Regions from separate parts of the Homo sapiens genome. Here region 1 is linked to region 2. A link is an interaction called in ENCODE POLR2A ChIA-PET data of the cell type or tissue named here. Cell type or tissue: Caco-2. All regions are shown on one strand. Each heading gives the region's core, and the rest is flanking DNA. Links, peaks and the distances in the headings are about the cores only.

Evidence for each region. ChIA-PET counts read pairs that join two places held together with the same protein. Peaks named below come from ENCODE experiments on the same cell type or tissue, not always from the same donor. Only the 100,000 strongest peaks of a DNase experiment are listed, where the experiment ranks them.
Region 1: POLR2A ChIA-PET joins it to region 2 with 5 read pairs; 2 of 35 experiments call an interaction of 5 or more read pairs at or near these places.

Annotation. Positions count from the first base shown.
Region 1 is chr22:35,811,777-35,818,102 of GRCh38, reverse strand. All of the region lies in intron 2 of RBFOX2 (RNA binding fox-1 homolog 2), which reads left to right. Among named protein-coding and RNA genes, the nearest start is that of APOL5, 97 kb to the right of the region's middle. In Caco-2, for the core only: no CTCF peak of the experiment used is centred there; no DNase peak of the experiment used is centred there.
Region 2 is chr22:36,049,125-36,055,450 of GRCh38, reverse strand. No RefSeq gene overlaps it. Among named protein-coding and RNA genes, the nearest start is that of RBFOX2, 23 kb to the right of the region's middle. RefSeq lists an enhancer at 2,226-3,425. In Caco-2, for the core only: no CTCF peak of the experiment used is centred there; a DNase peak (open chromatin) is centred at 2,650.

The DNA.
Region 1 (6,326 bases), core at 1,100-5,099, 240 kb after region 2:
GACTTTGTTCTGAAATATTTATTTTCCTGTTTAAATATTCATTGCTGTGAGATTTCAAAACTCAGCCTCAAGGGAAAGACCGGACTGGCTTTTCCCTCTGAGTAATTCAGAAGAGGGGTGTGTGTGTGTGTGTGTGTGTGTGTGTGTGTGTGTTGACAAGTGATTTGGAGGCAAGTTTACAATATTCTTGTTGGCCAAGCCTGTAACTGCCCTTAAATTTACATATACCAGCTTGTGTCATTTATTGGTATTCTAAGCAAGGATTTATATTGTATTGCCTGGTTTTTTAAAAATTTATTTTATTAATTGTCTGTTTATAAGAGCTCAAGATTGTACTGGTCGTGTTCCTGAATTCCAACGCCCCCTTACATGACTGCAGCACACTCATCTTTTGGTCCTGATTCTTTAGTTATACCCACGCTAAAAGAAGGATCCATTGTGAGGCCTACATTTCAGTAGATTTGCACTTTAGAAAACAACTAGTGTTTATTCTCTTAGCTGCAGGTTCCATATAAGAAGGTAACCCTCTACTTTTAGGAAACTTACATTTATAGCCACTGTTGCCTTCCTCTCATCATCTATGCTCTCTTTTTATTTATTTATTTATTTATTTATTTATTTATTTTGAGACAAAGTCTTACTCTGTTGTCCAGGCTGGAGTGCAGTGGCGCGATCTTGGCTCACTGCAACCTCTGCCTCCGATGTTCAAGTGATTCTCGTGCTTCAGCCTCCCAGGTAGCTGGGATTACAGACGTGCACCATCACACCTGGCTGTTTTTGTATTTTTAGTAGAGATGGAGTTTCACCACGTTGGCCAGGCTGGTCTTGAACTCCTGACCTCATGTGATCTGCATGCCTCAGCCTCCCAAGGTGCTGGAATTACCTTGGGAGCCATGGGGCCTAGCCTCTATGCCCTCTTTAATCTCTTAACTGACTCTGTTCTTCTAAAGGTGTAGATGCTTCAGGACATGTCCTGGAGGCATGCTGTAACCATAATTCTCTCCCATTTTGCCAGCCAAAGCCTCTAAGTCAGTGTTTCTCAGAATGTGGGACCCAAACCATCTACACCAGTAAGTACCAGGGTCCTGTTCCAACCCACTGAATCCTAATCTATGGGGAAAGGATCTTGACATGTGCATTTTTAAATATGTTCCCTGAATGGGTGTTATACGCAATAAAATATGGTCATCTTTGCTTTCAAAGAACAAGGTAAAAGATGAGTTGGTAGGTGTGAGGAGCTGGGTTGTATGGAAGTAGTTTCTTACTGCATCTTACTGTTGAGACTGAAGCAGGAATGGGTGTGTCTGAACTCCTTACCCGAAATTAGACATTTTTTTCTTAAACTAATACTTCAATGGCGATTGGTTTTTATTACAGTAATCCTTATTATATAATCATTGAATCTGTTTCCATGAGCTTCCTTGGGATCTTGGCCATTCAGTAAGTTCCAGACAACCAAGTGAAAAGCGAACTCTTAGAATTCAACCTGAAGGTAAATATTTGGAGACTACATGGAGATTTCATTGTATAGATTTTTCCTCTCAACATCACATTTACCTACAAGTTGCCTAACATCTTATGGCTCTGAGTGTAGTTCAGATGTATTGTAAAAGAGAAAATGTATTACTTTTACCTAACTTACCAGAAATGTATTCAGGATTATTAGACACTTAACACTTTTGTCTGCTCTGGGTGCTCAAAATTGTGAAACTTTCTTGAGGTGAGAAAAGCAAAACAATTCTACCCTACAGCTCTCCTCTAGGTTATGGTAGTTTAAAAAAAAAGTTAAGAACAGTTCAATAGCTTGGTTGTCTTTAGACTTAAAAACAAAACAAAACAAAACAAAAAACGAGAATATTTTAGATACTGAAGGAAGGAGATTTGGGATTTAAGTATTTGTGTAAGTTAAGAATCTAGAGTAATTTTGCTTTAAGTCTTGCAAATGAGCATTGTTTTGTCTTTGTATGTGTTTATCTGATTTATTTATCTGGATTTTCCTGGTCTGTTCTTCTACAGAGTTAATTTTTTTAAAAAAACGGATCCTAGATGATTTTAAATCCAGTGTTGTCTTCTTATCTTTCTGAGAGAACAGTTATATAGCTGTTATTTTCCTCTTGTCACAGACAGCTGGGCAGAAGCCACTGCTTTTAGTACCAGATCTGAGAATGACAGGCCTTTGCCTAGGTACTCTTTTTTTTTAAACAAAGGCAAATAGAGTTTGAAATCTGAGCCCATCTAAGCAAATCCCAAGGGATCAAAATGATATAATTTGTAAAAATACTTAAAAGTAAAAACATTTTATTTGTATTATAATCCTAGAAAATTAATTTCCATTTATAAATAGCACTAGAAAAACTATTAGTGACATTGTCAGTGGTAATAAACTGGTGAGAATATGCTCTACCAAAATAATGAAGTGATTCTTTTATGATGGTGTGAATAAAATTAATATTGATCTGTTTGTGTGCATGATCCATTCTGACCATATATGTGGTATGGGAATTGAGAAGCTTTTAGGATTTGCAGCCTGTTGATTAGAAGCAATACAATAGCAGTTTATGTATATAAGTGGGACTCAAGGTGACCAAACTGAGAAAATTAGAATGAAGTTGAGGAATAAATGAGAAGATATAAACAAAAATACACCCTTCTCTCTCAAAGATTACATAGACTTTAGTTATCCTAGAAATATGAAGACAATTATATTTTGGGTCATTTCTGTGTTCTCTTACAGTACTGTGCATAGGTTTTAAATAATATTCAGAATAATTCAGTAGGAACAGAAAATATGCTAAAGAATCAGTAACAAAACAGTTTCACCTGCTCTCTCAATTAATTTTCACACCCACCTCTGAAGTAAACAACCCATCTGGTAAGTGGTATAATTGGAATTTAAACTCAAGTCTGACTTTTAGGTTCATGCTTTCTTCTGTTTTACTACATTCCATGTAAACTGGGGAGAAGGCACATGGTTGGACCTAGAAAAAACACTGAAAGTCACCTGTCGGTAGGTGATGATTGAACCTCTGAGATTGCTGTGGGTAAGGCAATAGACTGTTGAATGGGTTCCTGTTTGACGACTGTAATACTATAGTTGTCTGTCCATAGCCACGGGTTCTGCATCTGTGGATTCAAGTAGCTGCGGATTGAAAAATTAGGGTGGGAAATTGGATGACTGTGTCTGTACTAAACATGTACAGACATTGTTTCTTTTTAGGAGACAGGGTCTCCCATTGCCCAGGTTGGTCTCAAACTCCTGAGCTCAAGAGATCCTCCCTCCTTGGCCTCCCAAAGCATTAGGATTACAGCTGTGAGCCACTGGCCTGACCAGACTCTTTTTTCTTGACACTTTTTTCTTTTCTTTTCTTTTTTTTTTTTTTTTTTTTTTTTTTGAGACAGGGTTCCACTCTGTCGCCCAGGCTGGAATGCAGTGCCATAATCATAGCTCGCCACAGCCTCTATCTCCCAAGCTCAAGTGATCCTCTTGTCTCAGCCTCCTGAGCAACTGGGACTACAGGCACATGCTACCATGCCCAGCTAATTTTTAAAAATTTTTTGTGGAGACAGGATCCCACTATGTTGCCTAGGTTGGTCTCAAACTCCTGGGCTCAAGTGATCCTCCCTCCTCAGCCTCCCAAAGATCTGGAATTACAGGCATGAGCCACCATGCAGGGCCTTGTCATTATTTTCTAAACACTACAGCATAACAACTATTTACATAACATTTACATTGTACTAGGTATTATAAGTAATATAGAGATGATTTAAAGTACACAAGAGGATGTGTGTAAGTAGGTTATATGCAAATACTATGCCATTTTATATAAAGGGCTTGAGTATCCAAGGATTTTGGCATCTGTGGTGGGCGGGGGCTGGGAGGTTCCTGGAACCAATTACCTGCAGATATGAAGGGACAACTGTATGTTTGAATTCAGAATGAAAACATTTAGCATATTTCACATTGTACACCAAAAGGCTGTATATAATATGTATCGCCTCTGTTACTATCTGTGGTTTAAAAGAGAAAGACATCATTCTCAACTCAGAAATTAATAGTTACATTTGATTTTCACTCACAGCTGGTCAACAACTCTTAAAGCCTGTGTTTGTAAGACAGAAGGAAATTAAGTGCATAAAGCACAAGCATGTAAATGTTGATTCTTTGCTTTCCTAATGCTTCCCCACTTCTACTTTCCCATCCCTGCACTCCAGTTTGATATCAACCCAAGATACCAACACTTGTTTCACTCTGTGTTATCCCTTGTTATGCTCTCTAGCCCAACAAAGCAGTTTGCTGTAATGTGCACACACCTGACTTTCTATCTCAGTCTTCCTCTATTTCATAAATGTTTAACACTTCATATTTATTATGTACGATGTGGGATTCTACATTGTACAGGACTGTCTCCACCCATCATAATGAGCCTTTTAATCTAATAGGGGAGTTAAAATACATATTTACGTTTGCTAAGTATGAGGCTTTAGATTTCAATGTCTTATAGGGGATGCAAGCTAAATGTTATAAGAATATAGGAAAGGAAGGAATTACTTTTAACTGGAAACAGAAGAAAGTTTATAAATTGCTAGGTTAGGGAAAAGAGCTATTCTGTCTAGCCTTGTGGACTAAAGAGAAAGCTAGTAATTTCTTTTCTCAGATGAGATATACTTAAGCAGCTTAGCCTCTGGTAATAGAAACAAAACATTTTTATATAAGTATAGAGGTAAATTCATACCTAGAAATACTCATGTGAACTGTTATCTCATAGTTTGCTGAAGGCTGTTGTACTTCTCTTCTGAGCATAGAACTTTGGAATATGGCCTGGAAATTTAATACAAATCTGAAACCATTTGACATTTTTAATAATGTATACTTGGGGAAATATTCAGACATTGCATGCTATATGAGAGAAAATGTTAAATCACTCCTATCCCAATTTCATTCCCTTAATATATAAACAATTGTTGTTACATTTTTAACAAAAATTTTAAAAGAAATTTCTGTAAGTAACAAAATAATCCACTAAGAATTTCTTCTTGACCTCTTAAGGGAGGTACATAACCCCTCTAGGAAAACAGAGCCTCTGCCTGGCTTGCATTTCTGTAAAACGCCTAGTGCCTAGGCTACAAGTGGATTGCAGGAAATGTTTTTACCTTTCTCCCCATCTCCCACTGCTAATTGATGTGTTTATTCAGTTATCTGAGTCAGCCCTGTTGAGAATAACGCTGTGAGAGAATTCATACTGTGTACTTGTGTGCCAGAGTCTCATTCCCAGCAGGCTGGGGTGGAGAATGGAGGCTGGAGTAAAACGAGGAGGCTGAAAGGAGCAGTGTCAGAGCAGGAGAAAGTCGCCTTGGCCTTGTTAATCCTAACTTGAAAACTCTATCTTTTAGCTTTTACCAATTATTTAGTAGAACTTTCTTATGGATTCCTGTGAGATTATATTTATGCCTGATGTGGGCATAAGACCTTTGGTGCTCTTATTGTGTTTCATTCACCAGTCCACCTGAATTCCAATTCAATTCTTTTTCATGTCTGTCTTCAGGCCAGTAGATTCAGCGAGGGCTTCTGAAGCAGTATGTTTCATATGGCTAGAGAGAGACAGAGAGATAGAGCATTGAATAATTTGAAGGGGAAGGGAGATAACTATTTTATATCTCTCGTCAGATGCCCAGAATAGCTATAAAGACATCATAAAAACTATCCTAACCTAGAAATAACGTAAAGAAGTTATATGGTGATGGGTGACGAAGATAGACTTTTTCCAAAAAAATTTAAAGTTTTCATAACATATTTTCTAAGAACTAAAGAGAGGGGTTTTTTTTTTTTTCTATCTTTTGAGATGGAGTCTCACTCACTCTGTTGCCCGGGCTAGAGTTTAATGGCAGCGATGTCAGTTCACTGCAATGTCCTCCTCCTGAGTTCAAGCGATTCTCCTGCCTCAGCTTCCAAGATATCTGAGATTAAAGGCATTTGGCACCATGCTTGGCTAATTTTTGTATTTTTAATAGGGATGGAGTTTCACCATGTTGGCCAGGCTGGTATTGAACTCCTGACCTCAAGTGATCTGCCCGCCTCAGCCTCACAAGGTGCTGGGATTACAGAAGTGAGCCACCACACCCAGCCTTTTTTTTTTTTTTTTTTCCCTTAAGAGACGTGGTCTTTCTGTTGCCCAGGCTAGGGTGATGCAATCATGGCTCACTGCAGCCTCCAGCTCCTGGGCTCAAGCAGTCCTCCTTTCTCAGCCTCACAAGTAGCTGGGACTACACATACCACCATGCCCAGCTAATTTTTTAAAGTTTTTCTAGAGACAGGGTCTCTTTGTGTT
Region 2 (6,326 bases), core at 1,042-5,041:
TTTCCCAGCAAATAGCCACCCAGACCACCCTGCTGCAAAGTTTGAGTGGATGGTGCCTGGTGCTCAAGCTCCCAATTAACTTTGTAGCTTTTTATTGAGAAGAGAGCTAAGAAATACCTCACATTGAAGAAAAACCTTGAACATGGAAGAGAGAAACCAAAACAGACAGGACCAGACAGGATCAAAGCAACCAGGAAGAAACAGACACCATGGATCTGGTATGGTGTCTCACGCCTGTAATTCCAGCACTTTGGGAGGCTGAGGCGGGTAGATCACCTGAGGTCAGGAGTTCGAGACCAGCTTGGCCAACATGGTGAAACCTCTATCTCTACTAAACATACAAAAATTAGCCAGGCTTGGTGGTGTGTGCCTGTAATCCCAGCTACTTGGGAGGCTGCAGCAGGAGAATCGCTTGAACCCGGGAGGTGGAGGTTGCAGTGAGCTGAGATTGCACCACTGCACTCCAGTCTGGGTAACAGTGAAACTCTGTCTCAAAAAACAAAAAAGAAACAGACACCAAACACCATGCATGGAGTTAAAAAAAAAAATCATTTTGTCTTTAGAGAGATAAAAGATTATTGCATCCCACAACTGAAACAAAAACAGGGTTCCGTTTGGTAACATTCAAAGATTTAGAAAGAGCTTTAGAAATTAAAGATAGGATTGTTGACGCTTTAAAAAATCAATAAAAGGGTTGGAAGATCAAGTTGAGGAACCACTGAAGAAATTAGAGCAAGGGCCGGGTGCGGTGGCTCATACCTGTAATCCCAGCACTATGGGAGGCCGAGGCAAGAGGGTCACTTGAGCTCAGGAGTTCAAGACCAACTTGGGCAACATAAAAAAAGCCCTCTCTCTGGCCAGGCGCAGTGGCTCACACCTGTAATTCCATCACTTTGGGAGGCTGAGGCAGGCAGATCAGCAGATAGAGACCATCCTGGCTAACATGGTGAAACCGCGTCTCTACTAAAAATACAAAAAAACTAGCCAGGCATGGTGGCGGGCGCCTGTAGTCCCAGCTACTAGGGAGGCTGAGGCAGGAGAATGGCGTGAACCTGGGAGGTGGAGCTTGCAGTGAGCTGAGATCACGCCACTGCACTCCAGCCTGGGTGACAGAGCGAGACTCCGTGTCAAAAAACAAACAAACAAAAACCAAAAACAAACAAAACAGAAAAAAAAAAAGCCCTGTCTCTAAAAAAATAATAATAATTTTAAGTTAGCCAAGCATGGTGGCATGTACCTGCAGTCCTGGCTACTTGGGAAACTGAGATAGGAGGATCGCTTGAGCCCGGGAGTTCGGGGCTGCAGGGAGATGATCTCACCACTGCACTCCAGCCTGGGTGACAGAGCAAAAAAACAAAAGAAAGAAGAGAAATTAGAGCAACAAAGACAAAGAGACTGAAAATAGGAAAGAAGGCAGGTGCGGTGGCTCACACCTATAATCCCAACACCTTGGGAGGCCAAGGTGGGAGGATGACTTGAGTGGAGGAGTTCAAGACTAGCCTGGGCAACATAGTGAGATCCTGTCTCTGAAAAGAAAAGAAAATAAATGAAAATAAAAGGTGGAGGGGAGGGAAGGGCAGGGAAGGGCAGGTCAAGGAAGGGAAGGAAAGGGAAGGGAAGGGAGAAGGGAAGGGAGGAGGGAAGGGGGAAGGGAGAAGGGAAGGGAGGAGGGAAGGGGGAAGGGAGAAGGGAAGGGAGAAGGGAAAGGAGAAGGGAAGGGAGAAGGGAAGGGAGAAGGGACAGGAAGGGAAAAGGGAGAAGGGAAGGCAGAAGGGATGGGAAGGGAAAGGAAGGGAGAAGGGAAGGGAGAAAGGAAGGGAGAAGGGATGGGAAGGGAGAAGGGAGAAGGGAAGGGAGAAGGGATGGGAAGGGAGAAGGGAGAAGAGATGGGAAGGGAAGGGAGAAGGGATGGGAAGGGAGAAGCAGGGAAGGGAAGGGGGAAGGGAGAAGGGAAGGGAAGGGAAGGCAAGGGGGAAGGGAAGGGAGAAGGGAAGGGAAGGGAAGGGAAGAGAAGAGAAGAGAAGGGAAGGGAAGAGAAAGGAAGGGAATCCAGTCTGGGAGATCCAACATCAGAATAACAGGGGTTCTAGAAGAGAACAGAGAGAATGGGGAGGAAATCATTAATGATCAACTCAAGAAATTTTGCAGAATGCATATTTCTACACTGAAGAACCCTCACAAGTGCTGAGCAAGATGGATGAAAATAGACCCAAGTTAAGGTACGTTGCTGTGAAATTTCAGAATCCTGAGAGGAAAAAGGAAGATTCTATAAGCTTCCAGAGAGGGAAACACAGAATCAGAATAGCTTCAGTATTCCCATAGCAACACTGAGGGCTAGACGATGACCCAATGCTGTCAAAGGTTGGAATGAAAACGATCTGTAATCTGTAATGTAAAATTCTATTATCAGTGCAGGTATTAACCAGGTATGAATATTTGAAATGTTTAGACATAAAAATTTCCAAACATCTAAGATCTCAAAATACTTTCCCACGCAGGCTTTCTTGGCAAGCTACAGGAGGAGAAGCTCCATTGAAACAAAGAGTACAGATTAGGGAATGAGAAGATGTGGGTTCAGTAAGCCAGAGGTCTACTACATGAGAGAGTGACAGTCATACCCCAGACAGTGTGGAGGGAGGGCAACCAGTCCAACCAGTCCCCAGGAAGTCCTGTGACTCAGCAGATAGGCAGACATGTTTGGGTGTTACCACCAAGATCCTAGCTTGAGTTCAAGGAAGAAAATGCTGAGAGACGTGGAGTTTTAACTGTTGTCTAGGGCTGACTTGCCTTGACCAGGTGCTAGAAGAGTTTCTATTCTCCCTGCAGGCGTTTCAGCTTGGTGTTAGTGTTCAGCTTTGGCCCGCTCCAGAGACCTGAAGATAGACCAATGAGCGGAGAAGCGAAACAAACAAACAAACCAAAAAATGGAGCAGGCTCCTCTCCTTGAATGTTTTTCTGCCAGACTGCAGTTCACAGCTCACCCTACAGCTCTTTCAGAGGCCCCCATATCCACGGACTTCCCTGGAAGCCCCTCTTGCAGACAGCTGGAGCCAGACCGTGGATCCACACTTTCGGCCCATTTTCTCCTAGGAAACCTTACCTAGTAGTAGCAATATTGCCTTTTACTTACCATGTTTTGAGCTTGCTTCTTCGTTTTCCAAAACCAAACAAGATATGGATACACATAGATAGTAAAACTGCACAGGAGTGCAAGGGAATGTTTAACTAAAAAATCAGAATAGAGCCCTGGTTCAGTGACTCACACCTGTAATCCCAGCACTCTGGGAGGCTGAGACTGGAGGATCACTTGAGGCCAGGAGTTCAAGACCAGCCTGGGCAATATAGTGAGACCCTTTCTCTACAAAAATATAAATAAATTTTTTCTTTTTTTTTTTGAGACAGTCTTGCTCTGTCACCCAGGCTGGAGTGCAGTGGCATGATCTTGGCTCACTGCAACCTCTGCCTCACAGGTTCATGCAACTCTCCTGCCTCAGCCTCCCAAGTAGCTGGGACTACAGGCACCCACCACCACACCTGGATAATTTTTGTATTTTTTGTTTGTTTGTTTGTTTGTTTGAAACGGAGTTTCGCTCTTGTTGCCCAGGCTGGAGTGCAACGGCACGATCTCGGCTCACTGCAATCTCCGCCTCCCGGATTTACACGATTCTCGTGCCTCAGCCTCCCGAGTAGCTGGGATTATAGGCACCCACCATCATGCCCACTAATTTTTGTATGTTTAATAGAGACGAGGTTTCACAATGTTGGCCAGGCTGGTCTTCTACTCCTGACCTCAGGTGATCTGCCTGCCTTGGCCTCAAAAAGTGCTGGGACTACAGGCATGAGCCACCGCACCCCAGCCAATGAACTAATTTTTAAAATCTGAATAGAGGTTACCCTTGTAGGACTAGAAAGTGATGTTATCTTGGAGGGCCTATGGTAGAATTTTTAAGTGCTAGAAATATTTTTATTTTAATTTTTTTTTAATTTTTGTATGGAGATAGGGTCTTTGGGAGGCTGAGGCAGGAGAATCGCTTGAGCCCTGGAGGCAGAGGTTACAATGAAGGGAGACTGTGCCACTGCACTCCAGCCTGGGTGACAGAGCGAGACTCTGTCTCAAACAAAAAAAAAAAAAGAGAGAGAGAGAGAGACAGGGTTTCCTTATGTTGTCCAAGCTGTTCTTGAACTCCTGATCTCAAGCAGTCCTCCTGCCTCACCCTCCCCCAAATACTGGGATTACAGGCATGAGCCACTGCACCCCTTTTATTTCTTATTTATTTATTTTTATGCTTTAATTTATAGAGATGGGGTCTTGCTTTGTTGCCCAGGCTGGTCTTGACTTCCTGGCCTATCAATTCTTATATATTTATGATTCAATTCACAATAAAAACCTTTAAATCTAGGAAAAATTAGGGGATTTTAAGTGACAACTCAGAGATCAGATTTTTTTTTTTTTTTTTTTTTTTTTTGAGAATGAGTTTCACTCTTGTTGTCCAGGCTGGAGTGCAATGGCACTATCTTGGCTCACTGCAACCTCTGCCTCCTGGGTTCAAGCAATTCTCCTGCCTCAGCCTCCTGAGTAGCTGGGATTACAGGCACCCACCACCACGCCCAGCTAATTTTTGAATTTTTAGTAGAGACAGGGTTTCACCATGTTGGCCAGGCTGGTCTTGAATTCCTGACCTCAGGTGATCCGCCTGCCACGGCCTCCCAAAGTACTGGGATTACAGGTGTGAGCCACCATGCCCAGCCAGATATTTGATTTATAGGTTTATTTCTCCTATCACTCTGTTTAATGCTGGTAGCTACCCGTCCCCCATCACTCACACCCATCCCAGGCCCTTTCAATTCCTCTTACTCTGCTCTATTTTTTTTTTAATAGTTCTTATTAGCTTCTTCTATCCTCTAGAATAGTGGATCTCAACATTTTTGGTTCAAAAATTTTGATGTTAAATATTATTGAAGACTTCAAATAACTTGTTATAATGGGTTATATCTGTTGATATTTACCATATTTGAAATTAAAACAGAGAAAATTTCAAAAAACAGAATGACAAGCACACGTTCTTTTTTTTTTTTTTTTTTTTTTTTTTTTTGAGCCAGCATCTCACTCTGTTGCCCAGGTTGGAGTGCACTGGGGCGATCTGAGCTTACTGCAACCTCTGCCCGCTGGGTTCAAACAATTCCCCTGCCTCAGCCTCTGGAGTAGCTGGGACTACAGGCCCACGCCACCATGCCTGGCTAATTTTTGTAATTTTAGTAGAGACGGGGTTTCACCATGTTGGCCATGCTGGTCTCGAACTCCTGACCTCAGGTGATCTGCCTGCCTTGGCCTCCCAAAGTGCTGGAATTACAGGTGTGAGCCCCCGCACCTGGCCAGGCACACGTTCTATAAGCTGCTGAACATCATGTCACCTCTGGAAAGCTTCATTGTGCACTCAGGAGAGAATTAGAGTGAAAAAGGTAAATAACAATCGGCTTTTTTTCTTTTTACCTTGAGGATCCCCTGAAAGGGTCTTAGGGATCCCCAGGGACACCCAGATAACACTGAGAAACATTGTTTAGGACAATACCCAGCACATAGTGGGCACTGCTCAACACACACATACTTAGTGTCTGTTACACTGAAAGCCTTTTGCTAGGTGCTATTGGCGATACAAAAATAGGACAGAGTCAATCCCTCCTCTTGACTCACATGCCTCAGATTTCCTCACTGGGATTCTGGTAGTAGAATATTTGTATTCAACCCAATTCTCTGTTTCTAGAGAAGCCCTTTCAGGGTAGCAGTCCTGGTGTTAGTCCAAGAAGAGTCTATAGCCAGCCCACGCTGTCAACCAGTCTGGAGGCTGATAACGTACTCGGGCATTCCTTTCAAGACTAGTCGCTGTCTTGGAAATGGTGAAAGATGAACACGTATGGCTCCCATCTGAGCAGAGCCAAAGAAAGCAGTGGATGGAAGAGAGATGACCTCCCCAGAATGTGTCCTTGGGTAGGTCACTTTCCCAATCAGTTTCCTCCTCTGCTAATTGGGGTCGCACAAGTAGAGTCTAGTCCACAAGTGACAGCTGAGAGTGTTTCCACTGTTACCATTCTACAGTTCTATTAATGTCTGTGCAACTTATCTGGAGTCTAAGCGCTTAGTCATGAGTCTTCCATCTGATTAGTGTATGAACCCAGCTGAGCCACCTGTGGAAATGAGCCTGTTTCAGAGACATTTGATCTCCTTCCCAGAAAGCCCCAGGGCCACCGGAGACATTCCAGGTAGTGAGGCAATAAAAAAAAAAAAAAAAAAAAAAAGTAAAAAAACTCATCACCTGATGTAAAAAAGA